Linked DNA regions of Homo sapiens: region 1 is linked to region 2. A link is a loop called in an ENCODE intact Hi-C map of the cell type or tissue named here. Cell type or tissue: PC-9. All regions are shown on one strand.

Region 1 (8,000 bases), 270 kb before region 2:
GGAGTGCAGTGGCACGATCTTGGCTCACTGCATCCGCCTCCTGGGTTCAAGCAATTCTCCTGCCTCAGCCTCCCGAGTAGCTGGGATTACAGGCACACGCCACCATGCCCAGCTAATTTTTGTATTTTTAATAGAGACAGGGTTTCACCATGTTGGTCAGGCCGGTCTCAAGCTCCTGACCTCGTGATCCGCCCACCTTGGCCTCTCAAAGTGCTAGGATTACAGGTATGAGCCACTGTGCCCGGCCAACTCTTCCCTTTTAAGATACTTTAAGATACCAGTTACTATCCTTCAAGAAGAGGGAAAACTTTAAAAATTAATAGCATTTATTTTTTCCTATTTACTTAAGGGAAGCAGTGATCATTGTAGAGAATGAGAAACGTATAGAGTTCTCAAGACAAAAATAAAAATTTAACACCCAGAGACAACCAAGACTAACATTTTTTATACTTTTCGGTATTTTTTTCTCATCATATAAAATATATTTTTCAAAAACAAAATCATATTATTTGTATAATAGTATTTTAGCATGAGATTTCTCCCAAATTATTTAAAAATTTTATTTTACAAATTCACTGTTAATGCTGGCAGTATATTCCAAATTAAAGATGCACATAACCTAAGTTTAGAAACATTATTTATTTATTTATTTATTTATTTATTTATTTATTTATTTATTTTTGAGACAGAGTCTCACTCTGTCACCCAGGCTGGAGTGCAGTGGCACGATCTTGGCTCATTGCAACCTCCGCCTCCTGGGTTCAAGCTATCCTTCTGCCTCAGCCTCCCGAGTAGCTGAGATTACAGGTGTGTGTCACCATGCCTAGCTAATTTTTTGTATTTTTAGTAGAGATGGGGTTCTGCCACGTTGGCCAGGCTGATCTCAAACTCCTGACCTCAAGTGATCCGCCTGCCTCGGAAAGTGCTGGGATTACAGGTGTGCGGCACTGCAGAGCCACCGCACATGGTTGGAAACATTTTGATTAACTTTCAATGTACAGTTTTCTATTGGAATTGAACATCTTTGAGCATAATTTCTGATTGTCTTCAAGGCTCTTTTTATATACTACAAAATTACTTTCTCTTACTAAGAGAGATAAATGAAAAACGGTATCTCATTTCTACTTGCATTTTATAATAGTAAACAAAGACTGAACATTTAAAAAATATTTTTTGTAATCTGTATTTCTTTTCCTGTGTTTCTTTTTCATGTCCCATTACTACTTTTCTTTTTAAAATACATTTGAAAAACTTATTATGTCTTTATTATGAAGGTAATGAATGTTTAGAAAAATTAGAAAATATGGGCCAGGTGTGGTGGCTCACGCCTATATTATTTCAGCACTTTGGGAGGCCAAGGCAGGAGAACTGCACGAGACCAGGGGTTTGAGACCAGTCAGGACAACATAGTAAGACCCCATCTTTAAAGAAACAAAACTTTCAAAAAATTTTAAAAAAGAAAAATTAGAAAATACACTTAAACGGCTGGGCACAGTGGTTCATGCCTGTAATCCCAGCACTTTGGGAGGCCAAGGCAGGCAGATCACCTGAGGTCAGGAGATCAACAGCAGCCTGGCCAACATGGTAAAACTCCGTCTCTGGCCAGGCACAGTGGCACATTCCTGTAATCCCAGAACTTAGGGAGGCCGAGGTGGGTGGATCACCTAAGGTCAGGAGTTCAAGATCAGCCTGACCAACAAGGTGAAACCCCATCTCTACTAAAAATACAAAAATTAGCCAGGTGTGGTGGCAGGCACCTGTAGTCCCAGCTACTAGGGAGGCTGAGACAGAAGAATTGCTTGTATCTGGGAGGCGGAGGGTGTAGTGAACCGAGATCACGCTACTGCACTCCAGCCTGGGCGATGGAGCGAGACTCCGTTTCAAAAACAAAAACAAAAACAAAAAAAAACTAAACAAAAAAACCCCTCTGGTCTCTACAAAAATACAAAAATAAGCCAAGCGTGGTGGCGGGCACCTGCAATCCCAGCAACTCGGGAGGCTGAGGCAGGAGAATCGCCTGAACCCAGGAGGCGGAGGTTGCAGTGAGTGGAGATCATGCCACTACACTCCAGCCTGGGCAACAGAAACTCCATCTCAAAAAAAAAAGAAAATACACATACACATTTCAGTATTTTTCTTGTGTTTCTGTAGGAGTATTATATTAAGAATTAAAAATAATTTTCTCTGTCTTATCTTTCCATTTTAAGATTTTTACATAGAGAAAAATTTTACTTTTTATGTAATCAAATTGTTTGAATCTTCCTTTTGTGGTTTCTTCTATTATTTTTATACCCGTGTTTTTTCACCTTGAGATCAAATACACATGTATGCTTTCCTTTTGTTTCTAACAGTTTAGGGTGCTTTTTTTTTTACACTTTGAAAATGTAATCCTGGTCGGGCGCGGTGGCTCACACCTGTAATCCCAGCACTTTGGGAGGCCAAGGAGGGCAGATCACCTGAGGTTGGGAGGTCGAGACCAGCCTCACCAACATGGAGAAACCCTGTCTCTACTAAAAATACAAAATTAGCCAGGCGTGGTGGCTCATGCCTGTAATCTCAGCTACTCGGGAGGCTGAGGGTGGGAGAATCACTTGAACCCAGGAGGCAGAGGTTGCGGTGAGCCGAGATCATGCCATTGCACTCCAGCCTGGGCAACAAGAGTGAAACTCCATCTCAACAACAACAACAAAATGTAACCCTTCTGTGAGTTGTAAAGTATGGTGAGCAGTAAGGACCTCAATTTATTTTTTTCCCTAAGAGCTAATGAATTTTCCCAGTATCACCCACTGAGCCGTCCTCCCCTCTTTGTGATGCCACGTTTGTTTACCTTGTGCTGACTCATATGTTCTGCAACATTCAGCTATTTGTCAATTCTTATGCCAGTACTTCCACTGTTACCATCATCAATTTAAAGATTACTTTAATATCTGATGGGGCAAGCTGTCCATCCCTATCACCGCTCTCTAATTCCTTATTCTTGTTTTAACATATCTTGACTATCCTTTCCCATTTGTTCTTCCAGATGACATTTAGAAAACATTTTCTCAAGATTAATTTTAAAAAAAGCAAAATAAATTTTTGTAATTTTCACATGGAATTTATATTTAAATGATGAGAATACAATAAAGTTTATTATTGCCTTTTTATTGAAGCCTTGCAGACAAAAACACTGGGTTTAAAGGCCCTAGACTTGGAATACATCTGTAGATATGTCAGGTGTAGTCACAAAGGAACAAAGCCTGGGTGCCACAATGCTGCCCTCTTGTGGCAGCCAGAGGCTGCACACTCCAGTCCCAGCAAGGGATGATACTGTTGTATAAAGTGAACCAGAATCCCACCCCTAAACTGTAAAGGCAGCATAGGAAAGTCTACTATGTGGAATGATTCATGAGATGCCTTTTTGCTTCCATGACAGATTCCTTCATAACTAGTCTGTCGCAGGTCTGAATTTTTATCATTGCAGATTGATTCCTTGTTGCAACCTCAGGGTTCTTCATTTGAACCACAAAACTCAGAAAATCATTGGTGTGGCTATTTCTGCATTTCTCCCAATGATATTATATGCCTAGAAATTAATTTATTACATACGCTGGATGCCTAGGACTTTGTGTTTAATTCTCTTAGTAAAATCCTGGTTGAGAATAGACCTGCCTTTGTAAATGAAAACATCCCTGATATTACAAAACCTAAACATTTTTAAAGGTCTAACAGGAAGACTCCTCTTACCTGGCTTGCTGTCGGTCGTTTCTTTGGATCCCAATTCAACATTTCGGTCATGAGCTGAATAGCTTCATTACTGGCATTGGGAATAAGAGTTTTTAAGTTTATAGGAACACACTGGGGAAAACGGAAGTTCATAGAGGATGCCAGCTGGTATCCTTCTGGCCAGTCACTCTGTTTCAGGAATATATAAGTGCAGGTGGGGAGGGCAAAACAAATTGTTTTTAGTAATCCATTTAAAAAACACAGCAGTAATATAAACATCATTTATGTTTGAACATTTTCATGTTGATCCATATAAACATGAAAATGAAATACCAGACCACGTCTATAATTTAGTGCTACGACAGTATAGAAAGAACATTAAGCTGAGAGTTAGGAAACAATGCGAAAAGCACTTTTATAGCTTTTTTTTGTTTGTTTTTTTGTGTTTTTTTTGAGACAGGATCTGGCTCTGTTATCCAGGTTGGAGTGCAGTGGAGCAATCATGGCTCACTACAGCCTCACCCTCCCGGGCTCAAAAGATCCTCCTACCTCAGACTCCTGAGTAGCTGGGACTACAGGTGCGCACCATCACACCTGGCTAATTTTTTTTTGTGGAGACGGGGTTTCACTATGTTGCCCAGGCTGGTCTTGAACTCCTGGGCTCAAGTGATCCTCCTGCCTGGGCTTCCCAAAGTGCTGGGACTACAGGCATGAGCCACCATGCCCGCCTTTATAAATTTTGCAATATTAAGCTCTTGTCTGGTTTTAGATCCTGATGGTGATGTTGCTGTGATGATACCTGGGTTAACTCTGAACAAATAAGGAAAAGTGCTTTACAAAGAGGCTGACTGTGAACAAAGATCCTTGTCGTGTATATTACCCATTGCATACAATGTTAAAAATGCACATATCTGGGAAATGACAATTACATTAAAGCTTTAATATCTACATTTACTTGTGTAATGTTAACTACAAGGCACTTACTAATTTAATTAGGATGTCATTATATACACACTTATAAAGCACATTTCAGAAAGAAAGGTGTAGATGAAATATAGTTAATTGAAAAGCACTCAGTTCAAGAAGTCAAATATCCACAGGGGAGATATAAAAAAGGAAACAAGAAACGGTTAAGAAAAAACAAGGTTCAAGACACCAGGGGTTAACAGGTGATGCCAATGGCCAGCCACAGAATGAGCAGGAAAGAGCTCAAGCAAGGCTGTCTGTACAGTGTCAGCTGGGCATCACCCCCAAGTTACACTCTAAACACACAGAATTTTTCCTGAAGTTCTTAAGGAAAGGCAAGCACCTGTTTTTCTTCAGCTGGTGGGATTCTGGCTTCTTGCAATCCTTAACCCACTCCGATTAAAAAAATAAGGATTACAGCCGGGCGTGGTGGCTCACACCAAGTAATCCCAGCACTTTGGGAGGCTGAGGTGGGCAGATCGCAGATCGCTTGAGCTCAAGAGTTCAAGACCAGCCTGGCCAACATGGTGAAATCTCCTCTCTACTAACAATAGAAAAATTGACCAGGCGTGGTGGTGCACACCTGTAATCCCAGCTACTTGGGAGGCTGAGGCATGAGAATTGCTTAAACCTGGGAGGTGGAGGTTGCAGTGAGCTGAGATTGAGCCACTGCACTCCAACCTGGGCAACAGAGCAAGACTCCATCTCAAAAAAAAAAAAAGAATTATAAGAAAATTAATCATTAAAGTATGAGCCTATTTCAAAATGAAAATATCAGATATCTAGGCAAAAGTTGTAAATAATCAAAATTATAAAATTAAAAGCAAAGTAGCAAGATAGAAATAATCAAAAGTTATAGCAACTTAGGGACAAGAGTACTTACTTTTTTGGGAGTCCCTAAAACTTGGCAAATTTTAAAGATTTCATCGACCTCACTTGTCCCTGGGAAAAGTGGCCTTAACATATAGAGTTCAGCCATGATACTTCCAACAGCCCACACATCAATGGGAGAACTATAAACTGAAGATCTCAGTAAAACTTCAGGGGCACGATACCTATGAAAATAGAGAACAAAAGAGGTAATTTTGATTGCAATTTCAAAGGTGGATGGGCAGTAGCATTCTACGCTGTGTGGTCATGCATTTCCATCAAGGAACAGGTATTCAGACCCTGTTCCATCTGTGTGTCAGGCATTTGTACAATGTTCTGGGGATAATAGGACACAACACATGTTCCCTGATCACAGACAATGAGTGGGGCTGGAGACAAATGTCTATGAAATGTCCATCAAGCCTAAGACAGGAACTCAACTGAATAGATATGGAAATAAGTGCCATCTGATATATTAAGAAAAAAAGTAGAAAAACTATGTTACAAAGCATTATATTCAGCATCTATTCACAAGGAAGCACAGAAAACAAAAGATGAACAGGATTATATCCTGAGTAGTGGAGTTTTTTTTTATCAGTTTGAAAGTACTGATATCCTCAACTGACTCCTCTTCTGTAGTCAACTATATTTATTGAGTGGAGTTTTGCTCTTGTTGCCCAGGCTGGAGTGCAATGGCGCGGTCCCGGCTCACTGCAACCTCCGCCTCTTGGGTTCAAGTGATTATCCTGCCTCAGCCTCCCGAGCAGCGGGGATTACAGGGGCACACCACCATGCCCAGCTAATTTTTGTATTTTTAGTAGAGACGGGGTTTCCCCATGTTGGCCAGGCTGGTCTCGAACTCCTGACCTCAGGTGATCAGCCTGCCTTAGCCTCCCGAAGTGCTGAGATTACAGGCATGAGCCACTGCACCCAGCCTAACAATATTTTTAATTGAGAAAAATACTCAATTTACAAGAGCAAAGTGAGCTGGTGAGTCCAACACAAAGTCTGCTAAATGGAAGACACTCTCAATTCTCTTTTTTTCCAACCAAAATGTGTAAATATTTCAGTCCAAATGTTTGGCATACTGTCTTTTTGCTTTCATTGAGAATACTGCAAGCCCTCAAATAAACTAGTTTTGTTCACTGTTGTTTTTGCTCAATGTTGTTTCATTGTAATGTTGATGAGAAAGAAAAAAAAAGAAAGGCATTTCTGGCTGGGCCAATGTGTGGGGTTTGCACATTCTCCCCAAGTCTACAAGTTTTCTCCAGGACTCCAGCTTCCTCCCATATCCTAGATATGTGCATGTCAGGTGAACTGGGGTGCCTGTGTGGCCCCAGGATGAGTGTGTGCATGTGTGTGTCGGGGGGGGGGTGGGGAGGGGGCGTGCTGCCATGGGAGGCTGTCCCGTCCATGGTTGGTGCTCACCTTGCACCCCCAGCTTCCAGGACACGCTGTTGCCACCTGTGACCCTGAACTAGAATAACTTGGCGAATAATTATCTTCCTTGTTTTTATTAATGTTTCTCAAATGTATGTATAGCTTACATGTATTTCAATGTTCAATATTAGTGTTTTGGTCACTATTTAGAAGTTTGGTGGCCAGGCACAGTGGCTCACACCTGTAATTGCAGCACTTTGGGAGACCAAGGCGGGTGAATCATGAGGTCAGGAGTTCGAGACCGGCCTGGCCAACATGGTGAAACCCCGTCTCTACTAAAAATACAAAAACTTAGCTGGGTGTAGTGGTGGGCGTCTGTAAGCTCAGCTACTCGAGAGGCTGAGGCAGGAGAATCACTTGAATCCGGGAGGCAGAGGTTGCAGTGAGCCGAGATCGTGCCACTGCACTACAGCCTGGGTGACAGGAAAAAAAAAAAAAAAAGAAGTTTGGTGATGTTTTTGTGACCAGAAACGTGCCATAAAATTGTTTACTTTAATTAGCCTATGGTCGAATTGGTTTCATCATATGTTGTTTCACTTAAAGTGAAACTTTCCAAGAACCTACTGATGATGTTAAGTGAGAACTTACTATACTTTGACGAATATTTTTACAAGCTTTATTGATATATAATTCACATAATATACAGTTGATCCATTTAAAGTGTACATCACACTGCTTTCTCCCAAGGTGCCTTCACGTGTCTTCCCTCTTCCATCTCTCTGTCTGCCTTCTTTTTATAAGGACATCAGTCTTACTGGATTAAGACCAGCCAGGCTGTGGTCTGACCTCATCTTAATCTGATTACATTTGCAAAGACCCTATTTCAAAATAAGGTCACATTCGCAGGTAACCAGGGCGGATCCCTCATGAAAGGCCTGGTGCTGTTCTCACGTAGTGAATGAGTTCTTTTTCAGGCAAGATGAAATTAGTTCCTGAGAGAGTGGGTTGCTCCACGGCAAGCTTCCTCCTCTTGTTTGTTCCCTTCTCGCACGTGCCCATTTCCCCTTTGACCTTCACCC
Region 2 (8,000 bases):
GAAGTAAATTTGTGTTGTTTGTAACCCACTCAATTTGTGGTATTTTGTTATAGCAGCCTGAACTAAGACACCAACTCAACAATTAACTTAGATTTATCTAAACCCCCCAGTTATTTCCTGTATTATTTAAAAATAGGAAATACTGTATTTCCTATATTATTCCAAAGCAAATCCCATATGCCATATTTTTATCTGTAAACATATCAGGATGTGCTGTATCTTTCAAAAGTAAGGACCCTTGCTTTTAAAAGCCATAACCACAATACCATTATTACACCTTTAAAAGTTAACAGTAATTCCCAATAACATCAAATAAAGTCAGTGTTTACTTAATTTGAAACAGGATCTATATAAGGGCCTATAATTGTAATTGATTGATATGTCTCTTAATTTTCTTTTGATCTTTAGCTTCTTTTTTTCTCATCAGATAGTTTTTAATCCGTATAATTTTCAACTTTTGTGATTACTGTGCTTGGATATATGGTCCCTTTTTGTATGGACCGTAAGCTCAGTCTCAAGAGTTTATGGTAATACATGTGATACTAATAGTAGCTGCCTTTTGAGGCCTTTTTATGAACCAAGCACTCATAGTGCTTTGCATATATTATCTCAGTTAATCTGTGTAATAACCCTCAGCCCAATTTTACAGATAGAAAAACTCTCCCATTTGAGACTTCCAGAGGTGAAGTAATAAGAAACAGAGCTGAACCACGTCATTCTGACTCCAGAGTTCATGTTCTCAACCTCTAGGCTCCGCTGCCTGAGTAAACGTATTAGAAGTTAATGCCATGCTGAGTGAGTGCTATGTTATTCTCAGTACTTTCATGGGTGTTTGAAATTTTTCCTAGGTTAACAAAAAAAAAATTGAATGCTGTCATAAAATGGCCATGTGGTCAATCTAAATCAACAAACTTTCTGTGTACATGGAACTGGGTAGGAGCTGAGCAAAATCCATAGATAAATGATGTTTGATCTCTGCCTTCCAGATGCTCACAGGCCAAAGGTTGGTGGCGGGAGACAGACAGATACAAAAGCAGATTGAATAAAAAGTGGGCTGTCGGGAGTCTGTAGTAGAGCTGTAGACAGAAAGTGATGGAGGCAGAAAGGTCATTCTAATTTGGGGGTCTAGGGAAGGCATTTTGGAGAATGTGGGAGCTGCAAGGCCCTTGAATGATGAGAAGGATATTAGCAAAGTGTAGGTGGATGAGGATTGAAGATGATGAGTATTAAAGTGTGATACCACATTCTAATGAAGTTCCTTTGGGGCTTCTCTTTCTCCCAATTGACTACGTGGAAATGCACAAAGCATTCATTAAAGCTTTCTCCCCAGCTCAGCAACTTGCGACACAGACAGATAGGAACTAAACTCTGACCCTGCCTTCACTGCCTTTCCAGGCAGGATCCAGGTTGGAGTGCTGATGTTAAGGTCATGTTGTCCACCTGTATTAACTGCCATTATCTGTTTAGGTCAGGCAGCTTGCCAGGTCTATCTTGGCAGGAAAGCCTCGGTTCCCAAGATAACCTGTTTTGTGCCTCTCTGATTACAACCTGACTGCAACCCTGCATTGTTCTTGGTGAGCAGTGAGCAGCTATCACTGCACAAGGTGACCAAACTCTGTGCTTAGTGGCAGATCCATCTGAGATTCCTTTTGGGTGTGCTAAGAAGCAAGGCTCTCCTTTCTAGTACTTGGAGGGACTACTTACTTCATTTTACATCTTTATTAGAAAAACCTGCTTCTCTGGCTTTACGAGGCTAAGCAAAAAGGGCGTGCTAAGCAGCAAGGTTTTCATTTCTGTTTTGTCACCTGTCAGCAGCAGAAGCTCAGGCTGCCTGACCTTTTCCCAAGCCTAGTGTCTCCCACCTGCCTCCTCGCACATCTTGCAGTTATGTTCTCAGGAAAGTCAAGCAGGTTTAACATTAATCAAAGACAAACCTAAGTAGAGGAGTAAATCGACTACCCACTCCTCCCCTCCAAACAGTATGTAGTAATGAATTCAAAAGCAAAGTATTTTCATTATCCGTGCTAGCAACTCTTGTGACTAAGGATGAAAGTTGAGTTAATAATAAGCCTACAGGCCCTCACTTCAAAGATATAAGGATAACGTATAAATCAATGTTGCTATATTATTTCCAATGAGATTTTTTTAATGTTTACACTTACATGTTTTATTTTCTTCTTATCACATTTATAACATGTAATAGTTCTTAGTGCTGTCCATTAAATATTTCTGGTTTTCCTCCAAATTCACAATAGTAGTATATTTCCTGAACTCTAGAAGTTAGATGTGGGCATGTGATTTACTGTATAGTTAAGACAGTGTGAGTGAAGGAAGTGGATGCCACCTCCAGACAAACTTTGGGAGCCAACGCATGATTGCCTGTGCTTTGCTGTCCCTTTGCCACAGTAACTGGTGACTTTTGGGGTGACGGCTGCTCCTTCGGTCTGATTCACCTGGTAGATCCCCCAGCCAACTCTGTGATAGATATGCAGCACAAGGTGGAAATCAACCCTGGATGTTTTAAGTGACTGAAACTTTGAGGTGGAATGTTACTGCAGCATTACCTAGCCTCATTTGACTGAAATATAGGGTTTTTAAAAAGGCTTCTGAGGATTAAAATGAGCCTCTATAACTTGAGAAAGGATTTTGTCTTGATGAGTGTGATAAAACGCTCACCCTCTACAAATTGGAGGGACTAATGATAATTTTGCCCATCTTTCTAAAAAGGCTTATTTTCCAGTCCTTTGATGACTTACATTATAATCATAATATATAAATATTATGTATATAACACATAATATAGCCCCTTGTAACAAGTTCTTTCCCCAAAAAACATTAACTAAAAGTTTTACAAAGTATTATAGCAAGCTAACTTGGAGGAAATTGCCCTCGTATTTAAGATTTAATACTAAAAATTTCACATTTGTAAAACTTTGGTTCTAAGACTTCCCATGCTCATAATCTACAAGACTGGCCCTTTTTGGTTAGATTTGCTACAAGAACCTGACAATAAAGACTGAGCTGACAAATCTATTGAATAAATTTATGCTGAGCTTCACTGTGTCAAATTTATATTTTAGCACCCTCTGCTGGAGAAACTATATACACTTCTGATAAATGCAGGTGATTTATGCCAATGTGATCATTCTGACTTGTGTCTTAAATATAGGATTTGGAGAATGTTATTTAAAATCTGTACTAAAAGAAGCCTCTCCTTTAAGCAAATGGCCTTCTGACAAACTATCCATGCACCAGTGGTATTTGTCTCCTGCAGATCCCCTAGAAAGACATATACATGCACATATAGTCATTAATGTGTGTATAGTTTACACATGGAAAAAGTAGAAATGGGCTTAATGAAAATGAGAAATTTGTAGGCCAGACGCGGTGGCTCACGCCTGTAATCCCAGCACTTTGGGAGGCCAAGGCAGGCGGATCACGAGGTCAGGAGATCGAGACCATCCTGGCTAACACAGTGAAACCCTTTCTCTACTAAAAATACAAAAATTAGCCGGGCATGGTGGCAGGCACCTGTAATCCCAGCTACTTGGGAGGCTGAGGCAGGAGAATGGCGTGAACTTGGGAGGCGGAGCTTGCAGTGAGCCAAGATCTTGCCACTGCACTCCAGCCTGAGGGCGACAGAGTGAGATTCCATCTCTAAAAAAAAAAAAAAAAGAAATAAGAAATTTGTAATACTATGCCTTTCTTCAACACAGCCTCCCCACCATATATTCTTGTGAGCAAGCACACTTATAGCCTCCAGTCTCTTCTGATTCATCTGCCAAATCTCAGTCCAAATTATGTCATTCCTACTCATTCATTCAGCAAACCATGTGACAGACAAAGTGTTAAGTGGTGGGAATCCCATTTTAAGCTAAACACATTATCTCCTATCTTAGTCTGTTTTATGCTCCTATAACTGAATACCACAGTTTGGGTCATTGATAAGGAAAAGAAATGTATTTTTTATGGCTCTGGAGGCTAGGGAGTTTAAGGTCAAGGGGCTGATCATCTGATAAGCGCTTTCTTGCTGTGTCACCCACAGTGGAAGCTGGAAGGGCAAGAGACCATGAGAGAGCAGAGGAAAGGGGGTCGAACTCATTTTATCTGGAACTCACTCCTAACCCACTCCCAAGGGAATGGCATTAATCTATTTATGAGGGCAGAGCCTCTATCACCTCTTAAAGGTCCCACCTCTTAATACTGTTACGGTGGCAATTAAATTTCAATGTGACTTTTGGAGGAGACATCCAAACCATAAAATATCTCTGTCTTTAGGGAGTTTATGGTCTTATTGGAGAACAGACTTTCACCAAATGAAGAGGTTAGTAAGTATTTAATTATGAACTGTAGGCCGGGCACGGTGGCTCACACCCTATAATCCCAGCACTTTGGGAGGCTGGGAGGCAGGTGTGGATCACTTGAGGTCAGGAGTTTGAGACCAACCTGACCAACATGGTGAAACCCGTCTCTTCTAAAAATACAAAAATTAGCTGAGTGTGATGGCATGTGCCTGTAATTCCAGCTACTCCGGAGGCTGAGGGACAAGAATTGCTTGAACCTGGGAGGCGGAGGTTGCAGTGAGCTGAGATTGCATCACTGCACTCCAGCTTGGGCAACAGAGGGAGACCCTGTCACAAAAAATAATTTAAAAAAAATTATGAACTGTGATATGTGTTTTGAAAGGGTACTCTATGTGAATATCTTAATTATATGAATATGTTAACCTAATTTAGCCAGCTAAGTTAGAAAGCAATATTTGGGCTGAGATGACCTGAACTTGGTGGACGGTGCTAACCAGCTGAAGAGAGGGGTAGGCTGGTGGAGGAGGAGCATTGCACACACAGAAAGCAGCAGGTGCACCACTCTGCATCCAGAAAGGATAAGTGAAAGACAAGGAAGATTCCATAGTAAGGAGATCAGGGGGAGTGTTGCTATTTTACTTTAGAAAGTGGGAGCTGGTAAAAAAAAGGCCGATGGAAGGCAGGGTAGATGGGATAGGCAGTACATTCTCAGCTCTGCATTTCAAAACAAAATTGCTCTTGCTGTGTTTGGGAGAAGAAATAACTGGTTGGATATAATAAGACTGGGTTCCCTTTACTCTACAATTGAACCTAGTGCCCAAGCATGACATGTAAGTTTCTCTAAGTGGGCTCTGTCTGTTTCTTCAATTTCATCCTCACGTGCTCTGTGATACTGATTGTTTCCTGAGAACGTGTACCATGCTCACTTGAAATGCCTTTTCTTTTTCTCACTTCTCCTTTCTCCATCTATGGAAATGCCATTTATTTATTTATTATTATTATTATTTTTGATACAGAGTCTCACTCCGTTGCCCAGACTGGAGTGCAGTGGCATGGTCTCAGTTCACTTCAACCTCCACCTCCCAGGCTCAAGCGATTCTCCTGCCTCAGCCTCCCGAGTAGCTGGGATTACAGGCACCCACCACCAGGCCCAGCTGATTTTTGTATTTTTATTAGAGACAGGGTTTCACCATGTTGGCCAGGCTGGTCTTGAACTCCTGACCTCAAGTGATCCACTAGCCTCGGCCTCCCAAAGTGCTGGGATTACAGGTGTGAGACACTGTACCCAGCTGGAAATGCCATTTATTCTTAAAATACCAATGCAAGACCACATCCTTTGGGAAGCTTTCTCTTTTTTCATCCCCACTCAACATGAATTCTGCTTCTACTTCTTCTATACTTCCATAACATAGCATCTGCATTTCTACATAAGACATCTCATACTTCTCTGCACCATGAGATTGTAAAAAATATAAAAGGGATAATGTCTTCTTTCCTCCCTCCGGCCTCCCCCCATCCCCGGTATTTCCTAGATCATTGCTTTGAACTCAGTAGTGCACTTTGAAGTGAAATTTATCATTACATTTCATTACACTATAAATTTCATTAGATCTCTCATAGTTCCAAATTAATAAGGATACATTCATACACACAAATACATGTAGAGGCACACTTCTAAGAACGGAATGGGCAAGAAGTTAATGCTTTGCTTGGGTTGAGAGAGAAAACACTAGAAAGTAGACAGAGAAAGGGAAGGGAGGTGGGAAGGAATAGGGAGGTGAGTTGGAGTGGGTAGGCAAATAGGTGAAAAGTGTGAGTAGTAAGTGAGGTGACCAGAGGATGACCATATAAATAACCATGCTGACATGGTTTGGCTGTGTTCCCACCCAAATCTCATCTTGAATTGTAGCTCCCGCAATTTCCACATGTTGTGGGAAGGACCTGGTGGGAGGTAATTGAATCACAGGGGTGGGTCTTTCCCTTACTATTCTCATGATAGTGAATAAGGCTCACAAGAGCTGATGGTTTTTTTTTTTTTCTTTTTTTTTGAGATGAAGCTTGGCTCTTGTTCCCCAACTGGAGTGCAGTGGCACAACCTCGGCTCACTGCAACCTCCGCCTCGGGTTCAAGCAATTCTCCTGCTTCAGATTCCTGAGTAGCTGTGATTACAGACACATGCCACCGTGCCTGGCTAATTTTTTGTATTTTTAGTAGAAATAGGGTTTCACCATGTTAGCCAGGCCGGTGTCGAACTCCTGACCTCGAATGATCCTCCCACCTCAGCCTCCCAAAGTGCTGGGCTTACAGGCATGAGCCACCATGCCTAGCCAGGATCTGATGGTTTTATAAAGGGGAATCTTCCTGCACAAGCCCTCTTCCTTGTCTGCCACCATGTGAGATGCACCTTTCACCTTCCACCATGATTGTGAGGCCTCTTCAGCCGTGTGGAACTGTGAGTCCATTAAACCTCTTTCTTTTGTAAATTGCCCAGTCTCAGGTATGTCTTTATAAGCTGCATGAAAACGAACTAATAGGCTGGGCGCCGTGGCTCACGCCTGTAATCCCAGCACTTTGGGAGGCCGAGGCGGGCGGATCACAAGGTCAGGAGACTGAGACTAGCTGAGACCAGCCTGGCTAACAGGGTGAAACCCCATCTCTACTTAAAATACAAAAACAAAATTAGCCGGGCGTGGTGGCGGGTGCCTGTAGTCCCAGCTACTTGGGAGGCTGAGGTGGGAGAATGGTGTGAACCCGGGAGGCAGAGCTTGCAGTAAGCCGAGATCACGCCACTGCCCTCCAGCCTGGGTGACAGAGCGAGACTCAAAAAAAAAAAAAAAAAAAGAAAATGAACTAATACACATGTTGATCTAAAGCTGAAGGCTTGCTTCAGACAACTTCTGTTTTTCTTACACATTTGCACTAAGGACTGGAAAAACAGATATGAAATAGGCATGAACAGATAAACTAGTTGGTGTGTGTGTATACATATGTGTATATCTACATATAGAGAGATAGATACACACATATGAATATCTCTCAAAATGTAAGACAAGATATAATGTGTACTCACTATTCTCTTTTGCCATTTTCTAGTTTGGGGGAAGTTCTATGAAATCTAAGTTGATGAACATTATTCCCCCTGCTGATACCAAAAGTCCTGACTTGTAAGGAGGACAAAGCTGAGGTCAGTGCATAACTATGAGCTGGGGATCTTGTGAAAACACGGATTCTGACTGAGTAGGCGTGGAGTGCAACCTGAGTTTCTGCTTCAGGTGGTGCCGATTCTGCCAGTCTGTGGCCCACACTTTGAATAGCAAGGGACTGGATGATTTCTGGTAATCCTTTTTAATTCTGTTGCAGTTGTTTTGCTTGAAAAACTTTCTACCTTTTGGAAGTATTCACCCATAAATCACTTATAGTTTAAACTATATAGTTTCAGGTGATAACAAAATAGGACATTTCAAGGCAATGAATTAAAAAGGTAAGTAACAGTATTAAATATAACCCAGAATTTTATATGAAATATAACCCAGAATTTTCTCTAAGGCAATAAAAACTTTCAAAGTAAGTGATAAGTGTGAGGATTGAATTTTTACGGATGCGCTTAAAATCCAGTGGACAAGCCATTGTTGAGTGAAGATTCAGTCCTCATCTCTCTTATTGGAAGATGAATGTGGGCTAGATCAGTAGATATCA

The links. Hi-C counts contacts between places; a loop is a spot of excess contacts. Peaks named below come from ENCODE experiments on the same cell type or tissue, not always from the same donor. Only the 100,000 strongest peaks of a DNase experiment are listed, where the experiment ranks them.
Region 1: a loop joins it to region 2, with 3 times the contacts of the local background. A loop is called at or near these places in 6 of 110 quality-filtered maps.

What each region holds. Positions count from the first base shown.
Region 1 is chr6:10,798,166-10,806,165 of GRCh38, forward strand. It overlaps MAK (male germ cell associated kinase), which reads right to left. Exons shown (of 15, transcript NM_001242957.3): 7 at 5,555-5,726; 8 at 3,727-3,894. Among named protein-coding and RNA genes, the nearest start is that of MAK, 36 kb to the right of the region's middle. In PC-9, CTCF peaks have their summits at 3,259 (motif pointing left) and 3,461; a DNase peak (open chromatin) is centred at 2,816; H3K27ac peaks cover 439 bases.
Region 2 is chr6:11,066,058-11,074,057 of GRCh38, forward strand. ELOVL2-AS1 (ELOVL2 antisense RNA 1) reads left to right here. Exons shown (of 5, transcript NR_038964.1): 4 at 7,398-7,488. Among named protein-coding and RNA genes, the nearest start is that of SMIM13, 24 kb to the right of the region's middle. In PC-9, CTCF peaks have their summits at 3,089 (motif pointing left) and 3,292; no DNase peak of the experiment used is centred here.